Linked DNA regions of Homo sapiens: region 2 is linked to region 1. The links are chromatin contacts, found by Hi-C or POLR2A ChIA-PET in ENCODE. All regions are on one chromosome and are shown on one strand. The core of a region is the stretch at or near the end of the contact, and the rest is flanking DNA. Distances in the headings are between cores, read along the strand shown.

Region 1 (7,106 bases), core at 2,155-4,654:
CTCGGCATAATTCTCATAAAAACACACGTGCTCTCCCTGTTAATCATGTCTGATTAATCTCCCAAACCTCAATCCCTTACAAAACAACAACTCCTTTCCTTCCTAGGCATGGTTAGTGCGGTCAGAATTCTTACACAAGAGCCAGGACCGCACCCTGTAGCCTTTCTGTGCAAACAACTTGACCTTACTGTTTTAGCCTAGCCCTCATGTCTCCGTGCAGCGGCTGCTGCCGCCCTAATACTTTTAGAGGCCCTCAAAATCACAAACTATGCTCAACTTACTCTCTACATTTCTCATAACTTCCAAAATCTATTTTCTTCCTCATACCTGACGCATATACTTTCTGCTCCCTGGCTCCTTCAGCTGTACTCACTCGTTGTTAAGTCCCACAATTACCATTGTTCCTGGCCCGGACTTCAATCCGGCCTCCCACATTATTCCTGATACCACACCTGACCCCCATGACTGTATCTCTCTGATCCACCTGACATTCACCCAATTTCCCCATATTTCCTTCTTTCCTGTTCCTCACCCTGATCACGCTTGATTTATTGATGGTGGTTTCCACCAGGCCTAATCGCCACACACCAGCAAAGGCAGGTTATGCTATAGTACAAGCCACTAGCCGGCCTCTTAGAACCTCCCATTTCCTTTCCATCGTGGAAATCTATCCTCAAGGAAATAACTTCTCAGTGTTCCATCTGCTATTCTACTATCCCTCAGGGATTATTCAGGCCCCCTCCCTTCCCTACACATCAAGCTCGAGGATTTGCCCCCACCCAGGACTGGCAAATTAGCTTTACTCAACATGCCCCGAGTCAGATAACTAAAATACCTCTTAGTCTAGGTAGACACTTTCACTGAATAGGTACAGACCTTTCCTACAGGGTCTGAGAAGGCCACCGCAGTCATTTCTTCCCTTCTGTCAGACATAATTCCTCAGTTTAGTCTTCCCACCTCTATACAGTCTGTTAACAGACCAGCCTTTATTAGTCAAATCAGCCAAGCAGGTTTTCAGGCTCTTAGTATTCAGTGAAACCTTTATATCCCTTACTGTCCTGTGTCTTCAGGAAAAGTAGAACGGACTAAAGGTCTTTTAAAAACACACCTCACCAAGCTCAGCCACCAACTTAAAAAGGACTGGACAATACTTTTACCACTTTCCCTTCTCAGAAGTCAGACATGTCCTCAGAATGCTACAAGGTACAGCCCATTTGAGCTCCTGTATAGATGCTCCTTTTTATTAGGCCCCAGTCTCATTCCAGACATCAGACCAACTTCCACCGTGCCCCCAAAAAAACTTGTCATCCCTACTATCTTCTGTCTAGTCATACTCCTATTCACCGTTCTCAACTACTCATACATGCTCTGCTCTTGTTTACACTGCCGGTTTACACTGTTTCTCTAAGCCATCACAGCTGATATCTCCTGGTGCTATCCCCAAACTGCCACTCTTACCTCTTGAAGTAAATAAATAATCTTTGCTGGCAGGACTATGCTGAATCTCCTTAGGCACTCTCTAATCAGATGTCCTGAGTCGTCCCAATTCTTAGACCTTTTATACCTGTTTTTCTCCTTCTCTTATTCCATTTAGTTTTTCAATTCATACAAAACTGTATCCAGGCCATCACCAATAATTCTAAATGACAAATGTTTCTTCTAACAACCCCACAATATCACCCCTTACCACAAAATCTTCCTTCAGCTTAATCTCTCCCACTCTAGGTTCCCACGCCACCCCTAATCCCGCTCGAAGCAGCCCTGAGAAACATCCCCCATTATCTCTCCATACCATCCCCCAAAATTTTCGCCATCCCAACACTTTACCACTATTTCATTTTATTTTTCTTATTAATATAAGAAGACAGGAATGTCAGCCCTCTGGGCCCAAGCTAAGCCATCATATCCCCTGTGACCTGCACGTACACATCCAGATGGCTGGTTGCTGCCTTAACTGATGACAATCCACCACAAAAGAAGTGAAAATGGCCCGTTCCTGCCTTAACTGATGACATTGTCTTGTGAAATTCCTTCTCCTGGCTCATCCTGGCTCAAAAGCTCCCCCACTGAGCACCTTGTGACCCCCACTCCTGCCTGCCAGAGAACAACCCCCTTTGACTGTAATTTTCCTTTATCTACCCAAATCTTATAAAATGGCCCCACCCCTATCTCTCTTCACTGACTCTCTTTTTGGACTCAGCCTGCCTGCACCCAAGTGATTAAAAGCTTTATTGCTCACACAAAGCCTGTTTGGTGGTCTCTTTACACGGACGTGCATGAAAGTGGCCGGGCACAGTGGCTCAGGCCTGTAATCCCAGCACTTTGGGAGGCCGAGGCAGCTGGATCACAAAGTCAGGAGTTTGAGACTAGCCTGACCAACATGGTGAAACCCTGTCTCTACTAAAAATACAAAAATTAGCCGAGTGTGGTGGCATGCACCTGTAATCCCAGCTACTCAGGAAGCTGAGGCAGGAGAATCGCTTGAACCTGGGAGGCGGAGGTTGCAGTGAGCCAAGATCACGCTATTGCACTCCAGCCTGGGTGACAGAGAGAGACGCCATCTCAAAAAATAAAAATAAAAAGTAAAGGGGAAAAAGCAGGCAGGAGGGGAAAGGGAACATTAAAAAAAAAAAAAAGAGGGAGGATATGGTCACTTTGTTTTGCGGCTTTGTTTAAGCTCACTGAATCCACATGTTGCACAGGAAAAAAAGGGAGTAGAAGGCCGGGCACGGTGGCTCACGCCTGTAATCCCAGCACTTTGGGAGGCCGAGGTGGGAGGATCACCTGAGGTCAGGAGTTTGAGACCAGCCTGGCCAACAAGGCGAAACCCCATCTCTAATAAAAATACAAAAATTAGCCAGGCGTGGTGATGCACGCCTGTAATCCCAGCTACTGGGGAGGCTGAGGCAGGAGAATCGCTTGAACCCGGGAGGCAGAAGTTGCAGTGAGCCAAGATCACACCACTGCACTCCAGCCTGGGTGACAGAACAAGACTCCGTCTCAAAAAAAGAAAAAAAAAAAAGGGGGTGGGGGCGGGGGGTAAAAGGAACAGTCAATTCTGTATTCATCTCACATGGTAAATTGGCACTTTACATAAGACAAAATAAACAGAGTACAGGAAACAGTCAAATATGCATTTATCTTGGAGTGGGTGGGGACGATGATTTCTAGTCTCCTCTTGTCCCTTACCTACCCTCATCCCCCGCCTGCAAAGATAAGCTGTTAATTTACATTGTCAGGGTGAAGGAGGCCACCTGTGGCCTTCCATCTGCAGCTATCAGTTTAGAAACAAAAGGAAAGGCACTTGTTCCCGCCCCCTCCCGTGACTCAGCTTCCACACTTAACTTTTCCTTTTTGGCATAGTGAATTTGGGCTCCCAAGATTTTATTCTTCCTTTCACACTTTCTGGCTTATCAAGTTGCTCATTTACTTCTCAAGGTCAGCTAGGTGCCTGGAATTTCCCTTGAAGGAAGGAACTCAAGGTTTTTGTTTTATTTCCATGCTGGGGTGGTCGGGGGAGCAGCCACAGGCCTCTAAGGAGGAATCCTGCTCTGTCTCAATCACAGGGTCTCTGCTAAGAGAATGCAGCCTTCTAACATGCTGCTAGACACAGGCAGGATGAAACACTCCAGTCTGGTGGAACAAAACCTAAATCAAGCTTGTCCAACCCACAGCCCACAGAGTGCATGTGTCCCGAGACAGCCTTGAATGCGGCCCAATGCAAATTCTCAAACTTTCTTAAAACATCATGAGATTTTTTTGTGATTTTTTTTTTTTTTTTAGCTCATCAGCTATCGTTAGTGTATTTTATGTGCAGCCCAAGGCAATTCTTCTTCCAGAGCAGCCCAGGGAAGCCAAAAGATGGGGCAACCCTGAAAATCAAGTCACTGCAGTGTGGTTTCACAACCTTTTACACAGGCCTCAGAGCTAAGCTAGTGCAGGGATCCAGGGCCTGTGGCCTGAGACAGGCCAGGCCCCTTTGGGAAGGACCCTGCAATGTGCCACAGGTAACCTGTGACTCTTCCCCACGCCCTCACCCTCCCACCCCATATGCACAGAGGGATCTGCAGCCATTCCCCAGGGTAACGGGGGCAGTCACTGTGTGCAGGGGCAGATGTGGGTTTGGGGGCTGTAAATAAAAAATAAAATTCTAAGGCCCCCCTAATCATCTGAATGGACCCCTCCTCTTGGCCAAAGACATTCCAAAGTTAACCTGAAAAACTAGTTCAGGCCATGATAGAAAAGGAGGTTGGACATGCCTCATTATCCCTCCAGCATCAACATCAACACAAACCTTACCTCTGATAAGAAACATTTACAATCTATTCTCTCTGAAGCCTGCTACATGGAGGCTTCATTTACATGATAAAACCTTGATCTCCACATCCACTTATCATAACCCAGACATTCCTTTTTTACTGATAACTGTTTTTTTTTTTTTTTTTTTTTTTTTTTTTGGAGACAGAGTTTTGCTGTTGTTGCCCAGGCTGGAGTGCAATGGTGTGATCTCGGCTCACCACAACCTCTGCCTCCTGGGTTCAAGCGATTCTTCTGCCTCAGCCTCCTGAGTAGCTGGGATTACAGGCATGTGTCACCATGCCCGGCTAATTTTGTATTTTTAGTAGAGACAGGGTTTCTCCATGTTGGTCAGGCTGGTCTTGGACTCCTGACCTCAGGTGATCCGCCCACTTCAGCTGTATTCTGACCACCCTGGGCACATGTCATCAGGGCCTCCTGAGACTGTGCCATGGGCCCTGCTTAACCTTTGCAAAATAAACTTTTTTTTTTTTTTCAGACGAAGTCTTGCTCTGTCACCAGGCTGGAGTGCAGTGGTGTGATCTCAGCTCACTGCAACCTCTGCCTCCTGGGTTCAAGCAATTCTCCTGCCTCAGCCTCCTGAGAAGCTGGGACTACAGGCACGCACCACCACGCCCAGTTTATTTTTTGTATTTTTAGTAGAGACGAGGTTTCACCATGTTGGCCAGGATGGTCTCAATCTCTTGACCTTGTAATCTGCCCACCTCGGCCTCCCAAAGTGCTGGGATTACAGGCGTGAGCCACCACGCCCAGCAGCAAAATAAACTTTCAAAATCGATTGAGACCTGTCTCAGATACTTTTGGGTTCACAAGGCCCTGAGACTAATACAATTTGAGGTACCATTTTTTAATAAAATAACCCAAAATGACAAATAAACAGTTGTAAATAAAGCAAATACTATTTATTTATTTTCTCTTTTTTAGAGAGATGAGGTCTTGCTCTGTCGCCCAGGCTAGAGTGCAATGGTGCAGTCATAGCTCACTGCAGCCTCAACCTGCTGGGCTCAAGTGGTCCTCCCGCCTCAGCCTCCTGAGTAGCTGGGATTACCAGTGTGCAACACCATGGTTGGCCAATTAAAAAATTTTTTTTTATAGAGACAGTGTCTCACTATGTTGTCCAGGCTTTTCTCAAACTCCTGGGCTCAAGTGATCCTCCTGCTTCGGCTTCCTAAGATGTCAGAGGCGTTTGAACTTTAGATTCCATTTGAGGTTTTTTTGTTGTTTTTTTGTTCTTGAGATGGAGTCTCACTCTGTTGCCCAGGCTGGAGTCCAGTGGTGTGATCTTGGCTCACTGCAACCTCTGCCTCCTGGGTTCCAGCAATTCTCCTGCCTCAGCTTCCTGAGTAGCTGGGAATACAGGTGTGCACCACCATGTCTGGCTAATTTTTGTATTTCTTAGTAGAGACGGGGTTTCACCATATTGGCCAGGCTGGTCTCAAACTCCTTACCTTGTGATCCGCCTGCCTCAGCCTCCCAAAGTGCTGGGATTACAGGTGTGAGCCAGCACGCCTGGCCTAGACTCCATTTTGAATAGGGGCTGGGTAAAATGAAACCTACTGGGCTTCATTCTCAGGAGGTTCAGTCATTCCTTTTTTTTTGAGACAGAGTCTTGCTCTTGTTGCCCAGGCTGGAGTGCAGTGGCACGATCTCGGCTCACTGCACCTCCACCTCCCGGGTTCAAGTGAGTCTCCTGCCTCAGCCTCCTGAGTAGCTGGGATTACAGATGCCTGCCACTATGCCTGGCTAATTTTTGTATTTTTAGTAGAGACAGAATTTCACCATGTTGGCCAGGCTGGTCTTGAACTCCTGACCTCGTGATCCGCCTACCTCGGCCTCCCAAAGTGCTGGGATTACAGGCGTGAGCCACCGCGTCCAGCCCCAGGCATTCTTAGTTACAGGATAAAACAGGAGGTCAGACAAGATACAGGTCACAAAGACCTTGCTAATAAAACAGTTTCAGTAAAGAAGCCAACCAAAACCCACCAAAACCAAACGGCGATGGAAGTGACCTTTGGTCATCCTCATGCTCATTATATGCTAATTATATGTATGTATGTATTAGCATATATACACTCCCACCAACACCATGGCAGTTTACAAATGCCGTAGCAACGTGAGGAAGTTACCCTATATGGTTTAAAAAGAGGGAGGAACCCTCAGTTCCGGGAATTGCCCACCCCTTTCCCCGAAAACTCATGAATAATCTATTCCTTGTCTAGCATATAATCAAGAAGTAATAAGTTCATGCTGCTTGCTGCTCTGCCTATGGAATAGCCATTTTTTATTCCTTTACTTTCTTAATAAACTTGCTCTCACTTTACTCTATGGATTTGCCTCAAATTCTTTCTTGCTCGTGATCCAAGGACCCTCTCTTTGGATCTGGTTTGGGACCCCTTTCTGGTAACAGGATCACTTGAGCCTGGGAGTTGGAGGCTGCAGTGAGCCGAGATCACACCACTACATTCCAGCCAGGGCAACAGAGAGACCCCGTCTCAAAAAAAAAAAAAAAAAAAAAAAAAAATGCTGGGCGCAGTGGCTCACTTTGGGTGGCTGAGGCAGGAAGATTGCTCAGGAGTTGGAGACCAGCCTGGGCAACATTGTGAAACCCTGTCTCTATAAAAATTAGCTGGGTGTGGTGGTGCACACCTGCTGGGGAGGCTGAGGTGGGAGGATCCCTTGAGCCCCCTAGGGAGGTCTAGGCTGCAGTGAGGTGTAATCGCGCCATTGCACTCCAGCCTGGGTGACAGAGTGAGACCTTGTTTCAAAAAAATTTTTTTTATTAAAAAAAA
Region 2 (7,106 bases), core at 3,344-5,843, 180 kb before region 1:
ACCTCACCATCAGTATTAATCAGATGGGCTCACCGGGCATGGGGCACTTGAAGTCGCCCACCCTTAGCCAGGTGCACTCACCCCTGGTCACCTCGCCCTCTGCCAACCTCAAGTCACCCCAGACTCCCTCACAGATGGTGCCCTTGCCTTCTGCCAACCCGCCAGGACCTCTCAAGTCGCCCCAGGTCCTCGGCTCCTCCCTCAGTGTCCGTTCACCCACTGGCTCGCCCAGCAGGCTCAAGTCTCCTTCCATGGCGGTGCCTTCTCCAGGCTGGGTTGCCTCACCTAAGACGGCCATGCCCAGCCCGGGGGTCTCCCAGAACAAGCAGCCGCCTCTCAACATGAACTCTTCCACCACCCTGAGCAACATGGAACAGGGTGAGTCAATTGCGCAGGCAGGCAGGCAGGCAGGCAGGCAGGCGCTGAGCAGTGTGTCCATGCTGGGGCTGGGCAGTGAGTGAGTAAGGGCCTGTGTACCACGGGCCCAGAGGTGGATGGCTCTGCTTATGGGGCAGATGATGACATTTGTGGGCTTTCTCAGGGGGTACCACGTGAGTCTCCCAGGCATTTTGAGTGATCGTACTTGGGGCCTGGGATCTTCCCCTTGCCTGGGGCCCTGAGGCTGCAGGAATTGCTTGAAGACTGGTGGGCTCTGGAGATAGTGGGGGCCTGTGGGTGTGTCTGAAGGACCAGGTGATTTGGGGAACTGACCGCTTCCTAAACCTCCCCATATCCACAGCCAAACTCATCTGCCCCTCCCCAGTCACCCCTGCTCTCTTTGTCTCCCCGTTTCTGTAGGTACCCTCCCGCCTAGCGGCCCCCGGAGCAGCTCCTCAGCACCTCCCGCCAACCCTCCCAGCGGCCTCATGAACCCCAGCCTACCATTCACTTCCTCCCCAGACCCCACACCTTCCCAGAACCCCCTGTCACTGATGATGACCCAGATGTCCAAGTACGCCATGCCCAGCTCCACCCCGCTCTACCACAATGCCATCAAGACCATCGCCACCTCAGACGACGAGCTGCTGCCCGACCGGCCCCTGCTGCCCCCCCCACCACCACCGCAGGGCTCCGGGCCAGGTGCGAGGACAGGCCAGGGCCCCAGGGAGGCCAGCTGGTGTGGGCACTGGGAGCGGGGAGCACAGCTGTGGTTGTGCTGGCTTTTTTGTGCCTCTGAAGGCCCTGGGTGTGGGGGTGGAGGCTCCGGGATGCTGTTCCCACTCGCTGGAGTCATTAGGGAAACCCAGCCCAGAGCACTCGAGTGGTCTTTCCAACACCTGGTGGTGTGTCTGGCGAACTGGGCCAGAACTTGGTCTCTTGGCTTCTAGCATCAATGCCTCCAGTCCCTTCCCTCCCAGCCAGGGGAAGCCAGTGGTGAAGACTTTGACCTCTGGCACCCCCTGGCTTGGGAGTGGGGAAGGCCTGAGCCCTGCACCCTCCCCGAGCTGGGCACACCGTGCCTGACCCCCTGTCTTCTATTCCCTACAGGGATCAGCAACAGCCAGCCCAGCCAGATGCACCTGAACTCAGCCGCTGCCCAGAGCCCTATGGGCATGAACCTGCCAGGCCAGCAGCCCCTGTCCCATGAGCCCCCGCCCGCCATGCTGCCCTCCCCCACCCCTCTGGGCTCCAACATTCCACTGCATCCCAACGCACAGGGGACAGGGGGGCCCCCTCAAAACTCCATGATGATGGCCCCAGGGGGCCCCGACTCCCTGAATGCCCCCTGTGGCCCAGTGCCCAGCTCCTCCCAGATGATGCCCTTCCCCCCTCGGCTGCAGCAGCCCCATGGTGCCATGGCCCCCACTGGGGGTGGGGGCGGGGGGCCTGGCCTGCAGCAGCACTACCCGTCAGGCATGGCCCTGCCTCCCGAGGACCTGCCCAACCAGCCGCCAGGCCCCATGCCTCCCCAGCAGCACCTGATGGGCAAAGCCATGGCTGGGCGCATGGGCGACGCATACCCACCGGGTGTGCTCCCTGGGGTGGCATCAGTGCTGAACGACCCCGAGCTGAGCGAGGTGATCCGGCCCACCCCAACGGGGATCCCCGAGTTCGACTTGTCGAGGATCATCCCCTCTGAGAAGCCAAGCAGCACCCTCCAGTACTTCCCCAAGAGCGAGAACCAGCCCCCCAAGGCTCAGCCCCCTAATCTGCATCTCATGAACCTGCAGAACATGATGGCGGAGCAGACTCCCTCTCGGCCTCCCAACCTCCCAGGCCAGCAGGGCGTCCAGCGGGGGCTCAACATGTCCATGTGCCACCCTGGACAGATGTCCTTGCTGGGCAGGACAGGCGTGCCCCCACAGCAGGGGATGGTGCCCCATGGCCTGCACCAGGGGGTCATGTCCCCTCCACAAGGCCTCATGACCCAGCAGAATTTCATGCTGATGAAGCAGCGGGGCGTGGGGGGCGAGGTCTACAGCCAGCCGCCCCACATGCTCTCCCCGCAGGGCTCCCTCATGGGCCCCCCGCCCCAGCAGAACCTCATGGTGTCCCACCCCCTTCGGCAGCGCAGTGTGTCCCTGGACAGCCAGATGGGCTACCTCCCGGCACCAGGCGGCATGGCCAACCTGCCCTTCTAGAAGTCGCTGCCAGGGCTGGAGCCGGGGCAATGTTGCAAATACGATAACCTTAACAAAGTTCTTCCCCTCAATGTTGGGATGGCCTGGGTCGCGGGGTGGGGTGGAGGGGGTGGGAGGGGGCTTGTGTAGGGAGTGGCATTTGTGGAAACCAGATGTGCTGGCAGCTTAGGGGGAAGTGGCAGTGTGGGGTGGGGGATTTTGCATTGGGGTTGGTTCCATTTCGGCCACCAGGACTGCCCCTCCCCCACTCCTCCCAATTCCTATGGAGCCTCTCTATTTTACCTCTTTCCGTGCATCCCTGCACCCGCCACACCCCCTTCAGCTATGCTTTTGGAGTCCTGGATGGGAATCTGGGGGGAGAGAGGAAGGACAGGTCAGGTCTCCCCCAGCCCCTTCTGCTCCTGTCTCCTCGTGTCCGCATTGCTGGAGCTCCACCTCCCTCTTGGTTTCTCCGCACCCGCCCATTTTCCTTCTGTCTTTACCTGCTTCGTATCCTTTCCCTGCTGATGTGGCTGACCCCTCTCCCACCCCTCCCTGCAGGCGGCTGGCCAGGTGGGCAGGTGCCAGCCGGAGCTGTAAATAGAGCGCTGCGCTTTTGTGCTGGTTTGTGCGTGTGCTGTATTTCTGTGTTTTGATAGAAGTCACACAAAAAAAAAAGGATAAAAGAAACCCTTCCCCCCTTCTTCAAGTTATTGCTCCCTCCATTCCCCTGGACCCAGGGACATGCAGCCCTACATGGCCACCCACTGTTTGCAGTGTCTCTGGGTCCCTAAGGGATACCATTCCTGTCTCGTCCCCAAATGGTAAGATGACGTAAATGACCCACTCCTAAACTGAGGTCAGACCACCTAGGCTTCCACCTGGTGAGCCCTAGCAGGGCTGAGACCCCCAGGGCGGCAGCCTGTCTGCTGCTGAGTGATTCAGGGAGAACATGTGTGCACGTGCATGTGTGTTTGCCCACACCGGTGACACGGGGCCCTGGCTTTCCACTTTGGATGCCCGGGCATCCGCTGCTGCTACATCTTAGCCAGAACTTGAAGTCTTTTGTCCCAGTTTGGGATGAAGGAAAGGAGGAAGAGGCGGTGGCTGTGTGGCCCCCTTGAGTGGAGCCATGGAAGGGGTGGCATGGTGCCACTGGGGCCTGTGGCTGTAGTAGCCCTGGGCCAGGTAACCTCCAGGGCCCTGACTTTTCCAGAGGCTGCTGCCACCTACTTCTTATCAAAGAAGGGGGAGAACAGTTCATCTGAGTCAGTGCACCTCCCCTCCAGTCTCCACTCCCTGAGGATGGAATCGGGGAAACAGCATCCTGCCGCCTCCTCTCTGCCTGCCCACTCACCGGCAAGGTTGTCCCTCTGCCCAGGGCTCAGGGCCATGTACCAGATCTGTCTGTGCCCACCCAGGCACAGCCACTGCCTCCCCCTTGGCTCCCTGCTCCTACCCAGGAGAGCTCCCTATCCGCCTTTGGTCAGAGCTGAAGCCATATACGACTGGGTGTTTGTCCCCCTACTTTGGCCCCAGGAGTAAAAAAACTTCTCCTTTTCTCACTTCCTTTCCTGCCTCGGGAGGTGGCAGGGCAGTTCCCTGGCTGAGGCCTTTTGCGCCCCACCTCCAGGACCAAGGGCCATTCTAGACAGGGTGTCTTCTACCAGGACCCGTCCCTAGCCTTCCTGGCCTGGAGGGCCTGGTCTTGCACTGGCAGCTGTAATACAAAGGGAACTCGCCCCACTTCTCCCAGCCTGGTGCTGTCCTCTCGGCCCACCATCGGCCAGGTCCAGCGCTTCCTCTGGGGCTGACAACAGGCCCCTGACTCACCCCGGTCACCTCCCAGGGTCCATGGCCAGGGCCTCTGTGTTTGGGGGGCCACTTGCCCTTCATCCTGCCAGGCGCTTTGCCCGCCCTGCCTCAGCCTGGGCCCTGTGCCCTTGAGCCCTCCACCCCTGGCCCAAGACCCCCCCAAACTGTCTGACTCTGTGTTTCCTGCCCTGAGGAGAGAGGGGTCAGATTGCAGCGGGCCGAGTGCCCTCTCCGTCCCCTCTCCTCCCACCCACGCCACAGGCCAGCCTACTCTTCCCTCCATCCATGGCCACACCCCCAGCCATTTTGTACCATTATATAAATATATATATAAATATAAATATATAAATACAATATGTGAAGACATCTTCTTGGTTTTTATTTTGAAACAATTTTTAGGCTTGTTCCGGGGGTCTCTGTGCTGCCTGTACTGTATTGACCTGTTTTATAGGTGCCTTTTTATTAAAAAGAAAATTCAAAATCCAGCCTCTTGCCTCTTTGCATCTGCTTCAGACTCCCCCATCGATTACCCAGCTTGCGAGGAGATACTCAGAGAAAAAAGGGACGTCTTAGGGCTTCCTCGTTGTCCTGCCGTGAAGACACTCTCACGTGAGCCACAGCTGTTATTTCCCCAGTGGGGCCTCCCAAGGAGCTTGGCTGCTTGGCTTGAGTGGGACAAGGGCAGGGGTCCCTGACTCCCCACCTGATCAAAGGCTGGGGAGGTGGTAGGGAGCACCCAGAACTGCCGGACGGGCCTCCCACACCCCAGGTGAGCAAACAAGCACGGAGCAGCTTCCTGCGGTTCCATCTGAGTGACATCCTCACGGGGGCAGGGCACGGCTTCCTGGGGCCTGGGGACTTCCCTGCCTCAGTGTGTTTCTTACACTTCCCTGCCTAAGGTGATGCCACGGAGGGGATGGTTGAGATGACTCCCACGGGCCCCTTCCAGTCCACCTTTCTCCGTTCCGACTCTGAGTTTCCTCGGGTCTATAGCTTATGGGAAGGGAGTGAGGAGGGGACAAGCCAGCCTCCTTCCCCATCAATGCCCACAACCTCCCATCCCCTGGACCCAGCCACCCTAGGAGTTCTCCACCCCACCCCATCTCGCCTGGCGGAGGGGACCGCCGGGTTTGATTGATCCATCTCCCTCCTTGGGGTTCGGGAAGAAAGCTCTTTTCTTCCCTCTGTCGGGTTTCTTTCTTGCTTCTCGGCCTTCACGCTTCCTCAGGTCACTGGCTGGCCTCCAAGGGCACCTAGAGTCAGCCCTGCCTGCAGACCACCCAGGATCCGGTGACATGGGGTGGACCCAGCGCTGTTTCGGTCAGAGCCAGGGGCAGCTACCTGAACTCAACCAGTCTGAGCTTCCTGCTTGGTCAAGATGACTGCAGGCTTGGGGGCCTGGCAGAATGTCTGTGTTTTTAGGGACTGAGTTGTCCGAAGGCCACACTCTGCTGCCAGCTGGCCTTTCCTCAGCCTTAACCTCCACTCATCCCCTGGTGCTCAGCTTCTGGCTTTGTTTGACAGGTGGGCAGGAGGAGAGAGGGGAAGCTGTGGAGGTCAGCAGCCCCTAAGCTGATGGAGTGTGTTCTGGGAGGGGCAGGCGCTCTCCGTTGGCAAGGGCAGAAGTAGAAGTTGTTTCTTGAGCATTGGATGATTAGGATGGGAGGTGCGTGAGGTTCTCTCAGCCCAGGGGGGTGCAGATGGGTAAGGACAGCCTTCACTGTGCCTTTGAGCTGCTTTCCGCTCCCTGGGCTCCAGCCTAGCCCCAGGGCCGGCAGAAGAGCTGGCAGGGATGTTCTAGAAATGGGGGTTGGTTCCTCTAGCTACCCCAAATGAGGATACTCCTAGGACACTCTTAGCCACGGTGAGCCCTTAGGATCCCAGCTCCTGTTGGAAGGAGCATCCAGCATCACTGCCTGCCCCAAGGAAAAGCAGCAATAAAAGGGGACACTGGGACCTAGAACGTGGTGAGAGAGGTGGCATTCTCTGACTCAGAGAGACTGCTCCTGCGCCAGCTAGGGAAGAGCTGGCACAGGGAGGCAGGGCCGGTACAGCCCAGCTTCGTCAGGAGCCGCGACAGGTCACTGCGGAACTTCACGCCGGCGAAAGTGTAGAGCATGGGGTTGAGGCAGCAGTGGGCCAGGCCCAGGAACTCACACATGGTGATGGCCACGGGGAGAGAGCCATTCAGCTTGCAGGTATTGTCCACGGCCTTCAGCCTCGCCAGGGTGTCCAGGAAGATGACGATGTGGTAGGGTGACCAGCAGAGGAAGAAGATGCTTGTCACCAGGATGGCCACCCTGACTGCCTTCTGCCGCTGAGGGCGCCGCTGGGCCTGGCGCAACCTGTGCACTACCCCCACGTAGCACCAGCCCATCACCAGCATGGGCAGCAGGAATCCCGCCACATGGTAGAGGAATCGGGAGGTGAACCAGGCATGCGTTTCTGCTTGGTTCTCTTGGGAGAAGGTGCAACGTGGCAGGGAGTTGTTGTGATGGCCTTGGCTGACTTTGGCGAAGAGAATCTCTGGCAAGGCAAGGAGGAAGCCCACCAGCCAGATGGTCCCACAGGTGATGTGGATGGAGAGGAGGCGGCGGTGGCGGTAGGCATGGACGGCGTGGACAATGGCCAGGTAGCGGTCCACGGCGATGCAGGCCAGGAGCAGGCTGCTGCAGTAGAAGTTGACTTTGTGCAGGGCAATCACAGTTTTGCAGAGGAAGGTCCCCAGGA

Evidence for each region. Hi-C counts contacts between places; a loop is a spot of excess contacts on that map. ChIA-PET counts read pairs that join two places held with the same protein, here RNA polymerase II (POLR2A). Pooled maps may share reads with other maps.
Region 2: a loop to region 1 is called in a pooled map, with 2.0 times the contacts of the local background. The contact joins two enhancer-like sites. A Hi-C loop is called at or near these places in 2 of 168 maps with a recorded cell type or tissue (astrocyte of the cerebellum and sciatic nerve) and 1 of 50 pooled maps. POLR2A ChIA-PET finds 5 or more read pairs at or near these places in 6 of 52 experiments (CD4-positive, alpha-beta T cell, CD4-positive, alpha-beta memory T cell, CD8-positive, alpha-beta T cell and 3 more).

What each region holds. Positions count from the first base shown.
Region 1 is chr11:118,712,208-118,719,313 of GRCh38, reverse strand. All of the region lies in intron 2 of LOC124902766 (endogenous retrovirus group K member 7 Env polyprotein-like), which reads left to right. Among named protein-coding and RNA genes, the nearest start is that of TREH, 36 kb to the right of the region's middle. RefSeq lists enhancers at 1-490, 1,299-2,104, 2,105-2,912, 2,913-3,718. Within about 2 kb of position 3,404, at least 6 of the 41 ENCODE cell types and tissues checked have a DNase peak (open chromatin) inside an H3K27ac peak, as active enhancers do.
Region 2 is chr11:118,893,891-118,900,996 of GRCh38, reverse strand. It overlaps CXCR5 (C-X-C motif chemokine receptor 5), which reads right to left. Exons shown (of 2, transcript NM_001716.5): 2 at 3,210-7,106. The coding sequence ends at 6,334. BCL9L (BCL9 like) reads left to right here. Exons shown (of 10, transcript NM_001378213.1): 8 at 1-378; 9 at 799-1,080; 10 at 1,489-4,861. The coding sequence ends at 2,582. Among named protein-coding and RNA genes, the nearest start is that of MIR4492, 13 kb to the left of the region's middle. RefSeq lists enhancers at 2,348-2,855, 4,475-5,233. Within about 2 kb of position 4,593, at least 8 of the 41 ENCODE cell types and tissues checked have a DNase peak (open chromatin) inside an H3K27ac peak, as active enhancers do.